2 separate regions of the Homo sapiens genome follow, and region 2 is linked to region 1. Evidence: chromatin loops called from intact Hi-C (ENCODE). Cell type or tissue: heart right ventricle. All regions are shown on one strand.

Evidence for each region. Peaks named below come from ENCODE experiments on the same cell type or tissue, not always from the same donor. Only the 100,000 strongest peaks of a DNase experiment are listed, where the experiment ranks them.
Region 2: a loop joins it to region 1, with 4 times the contacts of the local background. A loop is called at or near these places in 10 of 110 quality-filtered maps.

Annotation. Positions count from the first base shown.
Region 1 is chr5:170,787,183-170,795,182 of GRCh38, reverse strand. GABRP (gamma-aminobutyric acid type A receptor subunit pi) reads right to left here. Exons shown (of 10, transcript NM_014211.3): 2 at 6,515-6,609; 3 at 5,936-6,054; 4 at 885-952. The coding sequence starts at 6,567. Among named protein-coding and RNA genes, the nearest start is that of GABRP, 7.5 kb to the right of the region's middle. In heart right ventricle, CTCF peaks have their summits at 3,430 and 3,630 (motif pointing right); a DNase peak (open chromatin) is centred at 3,642; H3K4me3 peaks cover 1,451 bases; H3K27ac peaks cover 3,285 bases.
Region 2 is chr5:170,431,435-170,439,434 of GRCh38, reverse strand. It overlaps a transcript of KCNIP1 not described here. Among named protein-coding and RNA genes, the nearest start is that of KCNIP1-OT1, 46 kb to the right of the region's middle. RefSeq lists an enhancer at 244-1,201. In heart right ventricle, CTCF peaks have their summits at 4,062 and 4,264 (motif pointing left); a DNase peak (open chromatin) is centred at 4,254; H3K27me3 peaks cover 390 bases.

The DNA of each region.
Region 1 (8,000 bases):
AATGGATGGGGGTAGTGGGTGAGAAAACCCCACCAAATGGAGGAAAGTGGTCAAAGTTTACTCCCCTCCCCACCTCCACTTAGAGCAAGAATACACAGACTTTGGTGAATAAAGTTACCATTCTAATTGCAATATGCCACTACCCCAAGACTGGGGTAACTGATAAGTCACTCCAGTTACCCCAGTCTTGGGTTAGTGGCATATTGCAATAAGAGAACAAATCGCCTTATTTATTCTAGATAATAGCTCCTATTGCCAAAAGGGAACGCCATGTTCAAGACTTTAACTTACTTGGTGTGACAGCTCACATTGCACTGATCACTAAGGCCCCACCAAATTGTTGAATTTTTTGGTGGGCTAAGTGCTTAGGTTGTCCACGATTTATCTGGAATGCACAGCATACCCTCTTGGCAAACTGCCTTTAGTTTGCCCTTGTCTCGAATATGTTCTCTTAAGGGAGACAGTCGTTGTCAGCATCAGCTGTCAGTTTTCCTCGGGTTGTCTCCCCCATTATAAAAGACCATGTAATGGCCAGGCTTGCCTACTACACTTTCATTCCTTTCCCCAAATTTTATCCATCACCAAGTGTACCCACTTCATTGCCTGGTTTCTCTCCTTCTGGCTCTTGAACCGATTTTCTTCCTGCTACTCAGGAAATCTGCTCTACAAGAATCTTCCATTGTCTTACTCAGAAAATCTGCTCTACAAGAATCTCCCACTGTCTTGAGTTTGGAGATAGCACTCCAGCTTCTGCCATTCCAAATGGAGGAGGGCCATGAGCCATTCTTTTTTTTTTTTTTTTTTTTTGAGCGGCTAGAAAGCATATCCCCTTTAAACACACAGAGAGGGACTACTTGGGTAGAGTACAAAGGAACAGCGCTTACCATGTTACTCTCTGAAATGCTAGAGATACTTGCAATGTCCAGAGTCAGCGCTATCTGTACGGGTTCTCCTAAGATAAAAAAAAACAAGAAAGAATGGAAACACAACCATGAGCTGTCTTAATACTATATTAGTGCATTCTAAAAAAGATTAAAATTACAAAAGTTGTGCTTGGTTGTTAGAAAAATTTAAATATTCTATAAATATAAAAAGAAAAATTTTCTTATCCCCTCTCAAGAGTAACCATTGTGTATGGTGTGCCTCTCTTTTGTATGAAAAATATGCACACATACATAGGTATCTTAATATGTAAGAGAGACTACCTGCATAATTAATGCTTTTTAATTATTATTATTATTATTTTTGAGACAGAGTTTCACTCTTCTTGCCCAGGCTGGAGTGCAATAATAGCACGATCTCGGCTCGCCACAAACTCCGCCTCCCAGGTTCAAGCGATTCTCCTGCCTCAGCCTCCCAAGTAACTGGGATTACAGGCATGTGCCACCAAGCCCGGCTAATTTGTATTTTTTTCTCCATGTTGGTCACGCTGAATTAACGCATAAGGAACATAGTGCTAAGACATTTGCCACTTCTTACATGGAGGGTTTTTCCTATGGCATTTGTAAGGAACTAATTGTTTAGAAAGGTAACAGATTTGGTAATCTGATTGCGCACAGATGTTGTTTTATCCCCCACTTGGCTAAGTAAATTTACCACAAGAGGCATTCAAGACTCATGGCTGAGCTTTTGCTGACCTCCTGATACTTTGCTTCTCTTCCTTTACTCTCCTGGAACCCTAAACAATTTAGAATTTCAGAACCTCCACACTTGGTCCAGTGTGCAGACTGTTGGGCCTCAATCCTGGAGTCTCAGCAGACAGATTGAACTTCAGAGAGAGAGAGTTCTATCTCTAGAGACTGAGGTGTCAGAGCCACCTTCAAGAAGCCAGGCCAGGTCAGGGAAGTTTACTTCTCTTTATATGGAGATGTGGAATAATGGACCTAGATCCCAGCTCTGTCACCTCCCAGTTCTTTATTTGGGAAAAGTTATTAAATCTTTCAGAGCTGCAGTTCTCTTACCTGCAAGTGGAGATCATACTGACATCACAGGGTCATGGGAAGGGCTAAATGAGATTAGACGTGTGACATTGTCTTTGTGGAGTGGCGGCAATGGGGAGTGTAAGAGAAGTGCCTGCCTAGCCGGACATCCTGAAGGTGTTCATCATTGGTTATCTGTACAAAGCTCCCAGCGTCATGTCCATCAGTCACGTAATAATAGGCGCTCAATAATGGCATTTCCCTTCCCTTCCCCCTCTCTTCCGTAATCCTAGCTAATTTTGGAAAAGGGACAACTTTATTCACCAGGCTAATAGATGCAATAGCATTCACTTGCAATAAATAACCCCCGGGGGTACCTCAGGGGACTGTGATAATGCATTAACCAGGAAGAGGCCAGGCGGATTTCAAAAGAAGCTTAAAAACATCTCATCGGTAGGAATACGGCAAGGCAAACTACTTATTAATCTAAGGAGACTAAGCCATAGGATATAGGTAGGAATTTGAAAATGAAGTGTTAGAGCCAATGCAATTGAACAATAATTGAATGTTAATATCTGGTGGGAAAGGGCGAGATCTTTGAGGGCACACCCTGGAAGGTGCTGGAGTGACCTGGTGCTAAGTGGCTTTCTGCCCCTCTGGGCAGCAAGGTGCAGCTCTGAGACGAGAAGCCTGGAGTCAGAGACAGGTGTTTGAATTCCACTCAGGCCACCTAACAGCTTTGTGATCTTCAGCAAATTTCAAGTTTCTCTGTGCTGCAGTTTCTCTTCTTTTTCTGTCTTTCTTTCTTTCTTTTTTTTTTTGAGATGGAGTCTCCCTCTTGTCGCCCAGGCTGGAGGTGCAGTGGTGCAATATGGCTCACTGCAACCTCTGCCTCCTGGATTCAAGTGATTCTCCTGCTTCGGCCTTCAGAATAGCTGGGATTACAGCACCCACCACCATGCCCAGCTAATGTTTGTATTTTTAGTAAAGATGGGGTTTCACCATGTTGACCAGGCTGGTCTCTAACTCCTGACCTCAGGTGATCTGCCCACCTCAGCCTCCCAAAGTGCTGGGATTATAGGCATGAGCCACTGCGCTTGGCCTATGCTACAGTTTCACACCTGTAAAACAGAGCTACTAGAGCCACTGTGGTTTGAATGTTTGTCCCCTCCAAAACTCTTGTTGACATTTAATTGCCATTGTAAGAGTGTTAAGAGGTAGGACCCTTAAGAGGTGATTAAGCCTCATGGTGGAACTGGTGCCATGATAAAAGGGCAAGTTCAGCCCTCTCCTGTCCTCTCTCTCACCCTCTCACCTTCCACCATCTGATGACACAGCAAGAAGGCCCTTGCCAAATTCCAGCACCTTGATATTGGACTCCTCAGCCTCTAAAACTGTGAGCCAATAAACTTCTGCTCATTATAAATACTCAGCCTCAGGTATTTTGTTATAGAAGCACAAAACAGACTGAGACAAGTGCCAACCATTGAGAGTTGGGTTGGCACGGTTACGGCATCTACTTTAAGTGCCATAGATCCGTGTTAGTTGCCCTCCCTGAAGAATGCAGAGAATGGAAAAGACACGAGAGCTCCACTGTGCTTTCTGTCCAGTTTATATTCTACACCGTCTAATCTAGGCTTTGCCTCAATTGGCTTTTCTACTGGACCAGAGCTTGCTCTTTCTTCCCCTTGAGTTATAAAAGCAAGCTGTGCCACCAGAGGGCAGCTTTCTCCCAGGAACGAGGTCAAAGCCAGCTCCTGGGTAGTGTTCACTAGTGCCTGCTTACAAACCTTTGCTTTGTCCAGCTCAATCCCTAAGAAATCCTATGAAGGTCTTGTCTCTTTTGGACTTGGGGTCCTGAAAACTGGGTGCACAGACATTACAGAGAGCAATGGCCCTCCGTGGGCCTCCAGCCTGCCATGCAAGTATAGGGATTTTCAGGAGTGAAGTGCCAAGAGGCACAAAACAAGGGGTATGGGGTTGTGCTTTTCCCTTTTTTAAACTGAAGACTCCATGCCCCATTTTCACCCCAGGTGGGATGAGGCATCACATCCCTTTAGGCCTACCCCAGGCTCCCTGTTCTCAGAATGAGCTCCTTGCCCAAGGACCCTGCACCTTGTTGGCCAGTGAGTAGGCAAACAAGAAGGAGTGTATTCTGACTTAATTGTTTGGGGTTTGGGAGGCAAGAGAAATTGTTGAGTGGCACTAACCAAGGCGTGCAGACTCACGTGCTTGTCATACGTGTTCAGTAGGGCCTGGGAAAACCAGGGGATATTGGAGCCTCTTTAGGTTCTTTAATGTCAGGATCTCACATCTTAATTGTGTCTCAAATCTGAATGAAAATGCATCTCTCCCATCTCCAACTGAGCAGGTGTGATTGACTGAGGGCCTCGGCTGCTGTGCTTTGGAATCTACCACCACACTTGCTCCGAGGCCACACTTCTCATGGGCCACAGCCAACCACAGACTGAACACAGTGGGGATATCAAAGTGGCCTGTTCCTGGGAGGCACAGAGATGGGAGACTCCTCTGAATGCACCTGTAGCTCAAGGACTCCCTGGTGGTCATTCCAAACACTGAGGACTGCCCTTCCATCTAAGATGCTTCCACCCAACCTCCCTTCCTTCCCTCTCTCCTTCCCTGAGGCCAGACCTGCAGGTCTGACAGCTCTCCTAGCTTGCCTCTCCCGCTGCCTCATTCTCCCTTCTAGACATAGTCCCCCTAAATAGCTTGAAGAAGTCATCAGCTCTTGGCATCTGCTGCCCGGAGGATCTGGACTACCACATGAATCTTAGATCAGACCAGAGGGTTTTATTATCTGAGGGGAGGAGCAAGGAGGAGAAGGGATGAAAATAACCCACACTCTGTTGATGGGGCAGGCACTGTGCCTCAGGCTTACACACTTCATTCAGTCTTCCCTGTGAGATAGATGGATGTCCCCATTTTACAGAAAGGGACAGTGAGGCACAGAAGGCTAAACCACTTGCCAAGCAGGAGAGCTAGGAGCCAAACTCAGGTTTGTTAAATGCCAAGGCTCTTTCTGTTGTTTTCTGCTATGAAGAGCTGTGCAGTTGGCCTCACTCCCTCCCTCCTTGCTTTATTCTTTCAACAGATATTAATCAGCAATTTGTTATATGTCACGCACTGAGCTTCTATGGGGGATAGTGAGGGAAATGAAGTCAGACTCCTTCTAGGGCTGCAGCCTGGAGCCGGGACAGACATGAAATCAGTTATAGCATAATGGGAACGGCTATGATTTTGAGGCATGTTCACAAGGAAGTGTGAAGAAAGGGGATGGGGCCTGGAGGAATCAGGGGAGGCTTCTCAGAGAAGGCAGCGTTTGCTCTGAGACATGATGGAAAATTGATATTTTCTAGGGAGTCAAGTTTAAAGAAGCAATTCCAGGAAGAAAGCCTCTGTAAAGGCATAGAGGCAGGAGAGGCCAGGGATGTCAGGGAGCATTCTGAGTACACTGGGGAGCATTGTAGGAGGGGAAGGAGCGGGGACTTGGGTGGATGAGAATGGCAGACAGATAAAGGCTGGGCTGGGAAGGGCCTAGTGTGCCTGGACTCTACGCGAGCATGCTGGGACACATACAGGTGTTCCAACAGGGCAATGACCCAGGAGGCATCCAGATGGCAGTTTGGGGAGTCAGCTGAAAGGGCTCAGGCTGGAGGGGGAAGACCAGATGGGGTAGCCTGGTGGCGCATGGTGAATTCATTGAATAATGACCCTGGAAGTGGGGGCAGGAGGACGACAGTGTGTGAGTGTTAGGAGGCTCTTGCAGCCTCCACAGTGAGAAGGAGCATTCCTTTATCTTGCAGGTGGAGAGGCTGGGTGCCTTTTTCCAGGCAGTGTGAAAAATCATTGGTAGCCATCCTCATCCATCATTGCCAATCCTTAACAGGCTGCAGATCAGAAAATGGAGTCAACTAAAACCTCCCGAAACCCTCCACTGCTTATTGTCTCTGTTTTCGTCCCTTTGAATGATGTCCTGGACACAGAGGATGACCTACCACCAAAATTGGGCCTGAGAAATTTGTTATATCCTGCTGTGAGGTTCTCAAAGCCAGGCAGGGAAAGCTTGTCACTTCTGCCGACCTCGACGTTGAACTGACTCCCCTGGATGCACATCCTGGAAAAGAAATGGGCTTTGTTGTGTTTGCTTGTTTATGTGTGAATCAACACGTGTACACACCCTTGAGCTTGTGTTTGCCCACGTGTGTGTGGGTGTATGTGCCTTGCCCATGTACCAGCAGTGACATTCCTACAGAAAAATCTCTTAGTTTTCAGCTATTGAGTTAGTATCTCCATTTTTTACCCATTTGCCATAGATCAAAATATCATGGTAATTTGGAAACCCTCCAAGTCTCTTCTTTAAAAACATAAGGGTTCATTCATCTATGACCATATTGGAAGCTTGTGTTCTGTAAATAGAGTAAATGGCAGGAAGTTTCATTGTTCGGTGCTCCAGGGAAGTGAGTGGACCGGGTTTTGCCTTGCTGTGGGTGAATAGGAGGAGCTGCCCCCTCCCACCACATGCCCGAATGCAAAGCAACGCAGATGGAGGCCATTCTGGGGGTAGCAAAGCTCACCTCTCAGTGAAGAGACTCAGACACACGAAGGCCAAGTGGAGGCTGTAGTTCATGTTGAGAAGCTGCTCACACCAAGGGGCTGAAGTAGGAATCACCTGGGAAACAGGGGGCAAGGTAAGTGGAAGGCCGTGCAACAGGCTCACCTGCTCCTGGCCAGCCTCTCTCTCTGGTGGGTGGTCGGTACAGCATTTTCTCAGCATGCATAGGAAGCAGCCTCTTTCCATACCTTTCGGTTACAGCTCCTTCTCCCTGTGTTCCCTCCAGGAATGACTTCATTTTGGAGGATTATGTTTTTTTTTTTTTTAATTTTTTATTTTTTTTAAACAGGGCCTCACTCTGTCATCCAGGCTGAAGTGCAGGGACATGATCTCGGTTCACTGCAGCTCAACTTCCCAGGCTCCAGCGATGCTCCCAACCTTAGCCTCCTGAGTAGCTGGGACTACAGGCATGTACCACCACACCTGGGTAATTTTTTTGTATTTTTGGTAGAGATGGGGTTTCATCATGTTGCCCAGGCTGGTCTCGAACCAGCTCAAGCGATCCATCTGCCTTGGCCTCCCAAAGTGCTGGGATTACAGGCATGGGCCACTATGCCTGGACCAGGATTATGTTTTAAATCTATCCCAAATTAAGACTGGGACCTTGTTTGGAGAGTGGTTCATCAGCACCAGAAATGCAGCCAGTTTATCCTCTGGGCCATATCTGCTGGGAGCCAAGGCTATCCTTGCCCTGTCCTTGTCCCAGCTTTACCAGGAAGGACACTCTCAACTCTACACTCACCTTGACCAAGCCAGACATTCTTTTATTTATCCCCAGGTCTAGGCTTGTGGGGTCAGTCATGTAGACAGGAAACAAAAACCTGAGAGCCTCCAGTGTCAGGAGGTCATGAGTTAGGTGCTGTCCCACAGAGCTCACTCCATCCTCACAGTGGCCTTGTGTGGTGGGCGGGTTAATCCCTATATTATTACGACAAGGAAACAGGTGCATGGGAAGGACACCATGCTAGTGAGTGCCAGGGGAGACTTTGAATCCAGGGCTGGCTGCCTCCCCCCCGGTACTCTCTTCCTTCAGAGCAGGCTGGGGCCTGGGCCTTAGTTGACCCGAGGATCCTTGCTGCTGTCGTGACCTCCTAGACCTTGTCCCTGTGTTTCCTGAAGCCTTCCAGCTGGTGTGTATGTGAGGACCATCCGTGGGGCATGGCCCAGGGGCCCGGCCTCCTCAGCTTCAGGAGCTGCTGTCAGGCGTCCCTCTGAGGGAGCAGGGGGTAGCCAGGCAGGCCAGCCTGTGACCTGTCATGCTGGTGACAGCAGAATGGGGGTGCTCAGGCTCAGGCCCCATTCTCAGGCAGCCCTGGGTTGATTACCTTCTCTGTGGCAACTTCTGTGAAACAAGCCACTTTCTAGAATCTGGCCATTCTGGAGCTTAGGGCATGATTCAGCCACTCATTAATGTTATTTTACTTTCAAAACCAATACTCGCTCACTGT
Region 2 (8,000 bases), 360 kb after region 1:
CAGTGGCCTGTGTCGAGGGGACCTGCCTGGAAGGCAGCCCAGCCCGGGGCCCTTGTTCCTCACTTGTGCCTGCCTGCCTGCCAGGTTGCCTGCTGAGCTTCATAAATGCTTCAATTTGTGGAATTAAAGTTTCCTTCTTATTTGCATCTGGTGGCATGGGGTCAGGGAACGGGGGATGGGAGGTGAAAGCTGAAGGCTTCTGATTGATTCCTGGGCCTCCACAGCAGCCCTAACCCCATTCAGTTCACCCGGTTTATTAAGTGGGTATAGAAGCCCTTATTCCCAGCTGTTCAGTCTTCCCCAGGCATGTGAGTACAACTGATTGTTTTTTTCTCCTGTGAATCTGTCCATTGTCAGTTGATTTGTAGCCCTCCACCCTACCACTAGGATCTAAGTTGATAGAGAGGGAATATTTTCTTCCCAACAGATTCTTAGAAGCAAAAACACACAGAAGCCAGGGGAAGAGTGCTCAGAAATGGTGAAAGGTACCCGAGGGGTCTGGGTGGCGTATGGACAGGCCCACATGCAGTGTCCAGGCACAGAGGAGTACAACAAGGATGTTTCCAGCACCACAGTGTGCCGCTCGGTACAGGGTGCTCCAGATGCTGGGCAGTCCTTGGAGGGGGAATGGGGCATCAGGGAGGGCTTCCTGGAGGAAGAAACATGTCGAAGTCAGATACAGGGAGTGTTCTAGACCAAGGGAGCAGGCTGTGCAATGGCTTGGGGGTGAGAAAGAGCACGGGCTGACTTTAGAGCTTCGTGTAGCCCTCCCACCCCCACCCAAGAGTGGGGAAGTCTATGGGAGTGTGGTGAGGCTGGTGGGCTGGGCGAGTGGCTTGGGGCCTTGGCAGCCAGGATGGAGAGGAGCTTGGGTTTCATGCTGGGGTCAAGAGCAGCCTTGCAAAGGCTTTAAGCTGGGCAGGTCCGTGGGCAATTTTTAAATTTTATTTTAGAAAGCTCCCTCAGATGAGGAATTGATTTCAGGGGAGTGGCGAGGAGGCCAGGGCTGCCTCTGGGCCAGCTCCTCAGCCTAGGACAGGAGACCCTCCTCACCTCTCCAGTGTGCCCTGCTGTCCCCACACGAGGTATTTTCAAGCCCAGAGTGGGCCCTGCTCTGAGCTCAAGCCAGAGTTTGAACACTAGAGCCTTGTCTGCAGTGACCCAAGGGGCTGACAGGAAAAGCTCAGTACTGGTCTGGGGTCCAGGCTGAGGGAGAAGGGGTGGCACAGCCTGTGTGGGAAGGAGAAGCCACTAACAAGGCTGGGCAAGGTTTGGGGCCTGAGTAACATCTGGAGGGACGGAGAGAGCCAAATTCCACTGGGGTCAGAGAGCCTTCCAGAGCCTCTCGATAAAGCCAGTCCTCCAAGCCTTGAGTCTCTGCATGTGTTTCTGGAAATACTGAGGCTGGTGCCAGGAAGCACAGCGGGGAGCAAACAGGGGGCTCTGTGGAGGGACCAAGGCTAGGAATGGTAAAATGGTGTGAAATCGGGGGATTGGCCTCAGAGCCAACTCCGGGGAAGGAGCTTGGTGGCCCAAGGTTTGTTCGGTCATGTGCTGATGGCCCAGGAGATCACCTCAGGGCTGCTCTGAAGGCTGTGCAAAGGCCCAGAGGTAGGGGAAACCTGGATGGTTTGGGATCTTCTTGCAGTTCCATCTGAGAGAGGGAAGAGGTCAGAGGAAGCATGGCGGGCTGGAGGATTGCCTTCCTCTGTGGACCCTGTCCAGAGTGGCTGCTCAGGGCTCAAGGGCAGAGTCCCGCTTTGAAGGGGAGGGTCCGTTCTGCTCCGGCCGGTCCACCTCCTGTCTCTGAGCCTGCTGAGGAAGATACCTGTGCTGCACTGGATTTCAAGCCCTTGCTCACTGGCCCAACAGCCCTGGTTCAAATCTTGGCTCTGCTCCCTTGGGAAGGTTGCTTCATGTCTCTTGGCTCATCTCTGGTCTCTCAAATGGGGGTGAGCAGAGATTTGAAGGTTTGTTTGGAGGATCTCACAAGTCAATACACATTCATGGCCGTTGAGTGACTGGCCTGCAGACAGCCATGGTTGTGAGGGAGTTCAGGACACACTGTCCCAGATCTGCCACCTTGGCATTTGAGAAAACCACAGAAGAAGGAAGGTCGCTCTCTGACCTTCTCCTGCCCTTCTCCCCTGAAGCAGGCCATAAAAGAATTTCCTGAATTTATTCTCAAGTGGGTCATGAAACCTTCATTTAAGAGGTGCCTTCCCTAGACCCACAGGGAAGGAAAGTCCTTCTCTATGAAGATGCAGAGACGCAGAGAAGAATCTGAAGAAACAGGCCTTCCAAATGCCACTTAGGTCATTACCATCAAATCATACCCCCATTTTCCGATTATACTTCTCCACAATTATCTGCTTCTTCATCAAACTTGGCAAAAAATCACATAGATGTCCCTGTTTCTTTGGGTCTTCATTTCTCAAGGCTCCCATGTCACACAAAACTTAAATTACTTGGTTGCTTTTCTCTTGTGAGTCTGTCTTTTGTTACAGGTGCCTCAGCCATGAACCTAGTGATGGATGAGGAAAGAAATCTTTTCTCCCCTACAGATGCACTTTTAAAACAAACTTATGGGGCTGTTATGGGGCCTGGAAACAAGGGCCATGAGAGGGCTTGTGGGCTCTAAACAGCTGGGCATGTATTAGTATTCTTCTAGGTCTAGACTGGGCCTCTGGTCAAGAATGGGACCCCAATCAGGAAGTCTGAGCTAAAACACTGCAGAAAGCAGAAAACAGGGGAACACACACATGCACGGGCACAGACACAAGTACACATGCATGCATGCATGCACACACCTGCGCTGCAACACCTGGGAACTTGTCGAAATGCAATTTCTCTGGCCTCATCTCAGATTTACTGAGGTCAGCTCTAGGGGCGGAGCCAGCTCTCGGGGTTTCCGTGTTCCCTCCTGGGGATTCCAGTGCTGACCCAAGACTGAGAACCACTGAGCCGGATGGGCGATCGCCTTCATTCTGGCCTCAGTCCTGGCAGCTGTGCCCTGTGACCCAGTGGGAGGCCTGTCATCCTTTAAAGCTGGTCCCTGAGACCTTTCTGCTCACCAGGCGGAGCAGGAACAGGCCCTGCAGGGTAGCCTCCTGACTGCCTAATATTGTGGGCATTCTTTACCCAGCGTCTACAGTCTCTCCTGCAAATTAATAACCTCGAATGGCCGGAATTTGCATAATGGCTCTCCTGTCCCCATCATGGGCCTTCATTAATTGTTTTAGAATACTATCTCATTGCCTAGAGCAGTGGCTCTTTGATTCTGTGGGCCTCAGAACCCCCTGGAGAACTTATGGAAAGGTAAATGCTCAGCCCCACATCTTCTCGGCTCCACAGTCCTGTAGGGTGGATTGAAGACGCATGTGTACTTTACAGAGGATTGGGACGAGGCCAGGGTCTTGGTCAATGAAGGGCTTTGGGCATGGTGGGCAGGAATGTGGGTGTCTGATTGAGATCGAGGGGGCAGTGCTGCAGCAATTTGCAGGCCCTGGCTTAAGAAGGGAGTGGTCTGGCTCAGGTAGTGGTGGCCTCCCTGCGCATGAAAACAAGAAGATGATGTAGGAAAGGGAGAGAAATTCCAGGTACCTGTCCTTGAAAGAAGGTCCTCTGGGTGGTCTCCCCAAGATGTAACCTGAAAAACAATAGCATTGTTTCCTGAGCACCTTGCTGGGCTCCGTGCACGTGGTCCCTCACTTACTTCTCCTGTAACCCTGTGGGGTACGGATTTTATCCATCACTCCAAGGGTCAGTGAAGGCTTGTCCATAATCACATAACAAGGCAGGAATAAGCATGGCCCTGTCCTCTTCCAGAGCCTGTGCCTTCAGCATCATCTTATGCCTTCTCCTCCTGGGAGAGAATGGCAAGGGGAAATAGCTCACTTGGCCCCGGTGAGCTTGCAAAAAAGCCCCAAAAACCATCCTGTCCAGCCCCGCTCTCCAGATGAGGAGGCGGAAACTCGGGGGTGTTGGGGGTGCGCTGTCTGCACCTACAGGCGCTGGGGCCCTCTGCCCTGGAACACAAGCTCAAAGTCCCGTTTCTGGTTTGCAGTGAACCTCTGAAATATGCTAACAGAGTCCAGAAAGACCTCAGAAGCTGGGGATGAGGCAGGGTGTCTGTGATAATGTCCGGGACTTCTCCGGCCTGCAAAGAAGTACAGGGGAGACACCGAACCCAAGAGGCTACACGTTGTAGCAAAATTTCACCTAGAAAAAGCCAGCCTGTGGCCTGTGCTGCCCTCTGCTGGGCACCAGGTGGTACTGGCTGCAACTGGCCAGGGCCGGCTCCCTGGGTTGGGTGGGCCTCAGGCCAGGCTACCAGGAGGAAATTGTCTGAGGACCTGACGCTGGCCCCTTCTGCCCCAGCCCAGACAGGCTCACATCAGTGGCGTCCAAGGCCGTGGGCTGGCAGCTGACTGAGAGCTGGGCGTTCCCTTCCATCCTGTATTTTACTGATAGATGGATTGAGATGGAGTCTCGCTCTGTCGCCCAGGCTGGAGTTCAGTGGCACGACCTTGGCTCACTGCAACCTCCCCTTCCTGGGTTCAAGTGATTCTCCTGCCTCAGCCTCCCGAGTAGCTGGGATTACAGGCTCGTGCCACCACGCCCGGCTGATTTTTGTATTTTAAGTAGAGATGGGGTTTCACCATGTTGACCAGGCTGGTCTCAAACTCCTGACCTCAACTGATCCATCCGCCTCGGCCTCCCAAAGTGCTGGGATTACAGACATGAGCCAGCGCACCAGGCCCCATCTTGTTTTTAGAGGAGGTGTGATAGTCATCTCACCCCACCCACCGACCCGTCCCCCAGTCAACCCAGGTCCCTGGCTGCTGCTCCTAGTCTGCAGAGACCAGGAAAGACAGCAGCTTCCTGCCTGAGCTTCCCTGGTGCACATCCTACCTCCAACCTGAGTGCTCTTACAATTCCCTATCCTGATCTCCTGGGGAGAGGTATGATGATACCCTATCCAGGATGCCACCCGATTGGGGGCTGGAAAGCAAACACCCCAGGAGGCCTCTCACTCCAGCCCATAGGATAATATTAACAATACTTGACATTAACTGAACACTGGCTATATTTCATGCTCTATTCTAAATGTGTGTGTATATATATATGCTTACATACATACTTAATCTTGTATGTATATGCGTACATGCGTAATTCTCACTTAATATGAATCTTAACACATACATACTTAATCTTCATAAGAAACTTATGAGGGAGGTACTGATATTATTCCCATGTTATAGAAAACAAAAAATTGAGGCTCAAAGAAGTTCCACAGATAGTTTGGGGCCCGATAGCCAGTAAGCAGCATTTGAACCTAGATAGCTTGGTTCAGCTTTGGTCACTTTTCTTAAGCGTGATGAGAAAAGTGGGCACAAATCTACAAAACTCTTTTTGAGGTCAGAACAAAGAAATGCGGCCCAATCAAGGCAGTCAGGCTGGGAAATGGGAGCTAAAGTGAGCAGGAGGCCCCTCTGCATGGAGACAGGAAAGAGTGTGGTCTCTACAGCCAGGTGGGCCTGGAAGAGGGTCCCCCACTGCCCCGATGAGCTGTGAAATCCTGGGTAAATTGGTGCCTTGTTCTGAGCCTCAACGTCCTCATTTGTAAAATAATAAGGGTTTCGGTAAACGTTAAATGAAACAGTGAAGAATTTAGCATAGTGCGTGACATACAGCAAGCCCTCAACAGAGGCAGATTTCCTTTATTCCTTTGACATTGGACTTGGCTACCAAATGATCTGGAGGAGGCAGATGTAGTGGTGATGACAAGGATGCTGATGATCTACCTGCTCATTATCACTGAGCATCTCCTCTATTTACTTAATAGCTATTAATGGCTATTGTTTGGCTAGAGTATATGAGCTTTGGATTTACTTTTTGTTTCATTTCAGTGGTTCAACCATAAAGCTTTTAAAAACATTGGTACCAGCCAGGTACAGTGGCTCATGCCTATAATCCCAGCACTTTGGGGTGCCGAGGCGGGCGGATCATCTGAGGTCAGGGGTCCGAGACCAGCCTGACCAACATGGTGAAATCCCATCTCTACTAAAAATAGAATAATTAGCCAGGTGTGATGTTGGGCGCCTGTAATCCCAGCTACTCAGGAGACTGAGGCAGGAGAATCGCCCGAACCCAGGAGGCAGGGGTTGCAGTGAGCCAAGATTGTGCCACTGTACTCCAGCCTGGGTGACAGAGCGAGACTCCATCTCAAAAAATAGTAATAAATAAAATAAAAAGAAACAAAAACATCGGCACCTGGGTTCTACTGATTTAATTAGACTGGGACTGTATCAGGTCACGATACTTTCTTTGTGTTTGTGAACCTCAGGTGGTTCAAATTGTGTGTCTGGATTGAGAGCCATGGAGAAGATTTCCCTCCTGCCCAGTCTCCTCCTATTTAACACTCATCTAATCCTTTAGACCTCAGCTTAAATGTCACTTCTTTAAAGAGACATTCCCTGATCGCTTAGACCAGGCCCCACTTCCTTTGTTTTACACCATTGTAAATCCCTATTCCTTTCCTTCAGAGAGAATTTATCTCATTTATATTTATTCTTCTGGTCATGTCAATACTATCTGTCACCCTCACTAGACAGTTTATGCATCTGTAAAATGGGGATATTAATTTCCACCTCAGAAGGTTGTAGCGAGGATATAATAACAAAATGTAGGGAAAGAGCCCGGTTCAAGGTAGTCTTTGTGAATGGCTGCTCACTGCATCTTGTCCCAGGAGTCTCTTGGGATAACACATCATCACTTTCTGATTTCCAAAAATGAACACTTGCCAGCTTCAGAGCGTTAGGCTGGCTTTAGTTTCTCTGAATTTAGGCTACCAAGTGGTTCTCATTTCCCATCTGAACTTCTCTGATTATATGGGCTCGTATCATAGCCCCCACCTCCAAGCCATGAATATTCTACCGAACCCTCAAGTGCCAGCTCTGAGCTAGCATTCTTATTGTGTCCAGCTGGCCTGTCTTTTTAATAATCAAGATGATTTGCTCAATAAATATTAATTAACTAAGGATTAGGTTAGGTGCCAGGCACCATTCCCAATACATATATTATCTCATTTAAGCAGTTTTGCTGTTTAAATAAAGCTAATCCTCTTGTTTCTAGTTAAAACCTACAATACGTGTCTGCAGGGGCAGGGGTTGATATAAATGAGTGCAGGAAGGGATTTTTTTGTGGGGTGATAAGTCCTTTGGCTGCTGGGAGCTCAGGCTTTATCAGAAGCCCCTGTTTTTAGCTCTACCGAATTGTTTTTACACAAGCCCAGAACTGCCAGATTGCCCTACTTTTAAAGAGAAACCAGCAACTTGCTTTTTTATATGAAAACCTCAGCTGTAAGAAGATGGCTCAATGTGAAAAAAAAAAAAAGAGAAAGAGAGAGACACAGAGAGAGAGAGAGATAAAATGCCATTGAGGCCAAACAGCTCAACCATGAGATGGAATCTGCCCACCAGCAACCCCTCAGGCCTGAGCCTTAGAGAAGAGAGTGGAATGTCCTGGGGGACAGCAGAGGCAGGTGTCAGTGGAGAGGCAGAGACAGAAGGAAGTCTGGAGGGAAAAGGCCAAAACCAGACCCATCTCCTCAAGTCCAGAAAGGTGCTGAGCTCATGGGTCCTGCTGGGTAGGTGGCAGAGCCTTGGCGGGAATGCCTGGCCCCCTTGCACCAGGTCTGGGGAGCTCAGCCCGTGTAGACCCTGGATGCCCCGGCAACCTCTGTCTTCCAGGGCCCCCGTGGGCTTGGCTGAGAAGGAAATGAGGAGGCCTTCTCTCTGGTTGGATCCATTTGGGAGATCTTGTTACTTCTTGCCACCACCCTTTCCCACCAGGTGACAGCTTGAAGTGTTAAGTTCCTCCATTGAACCCAGGTAATTTCCTGGAAATTTCTCAGCTGCGTGGGGATCCCAGCTGTAAGCAGAGGTCAACGAATGTGATTTCTTTCCCCATTTTCTCACCACCACCTAAAATCCCCC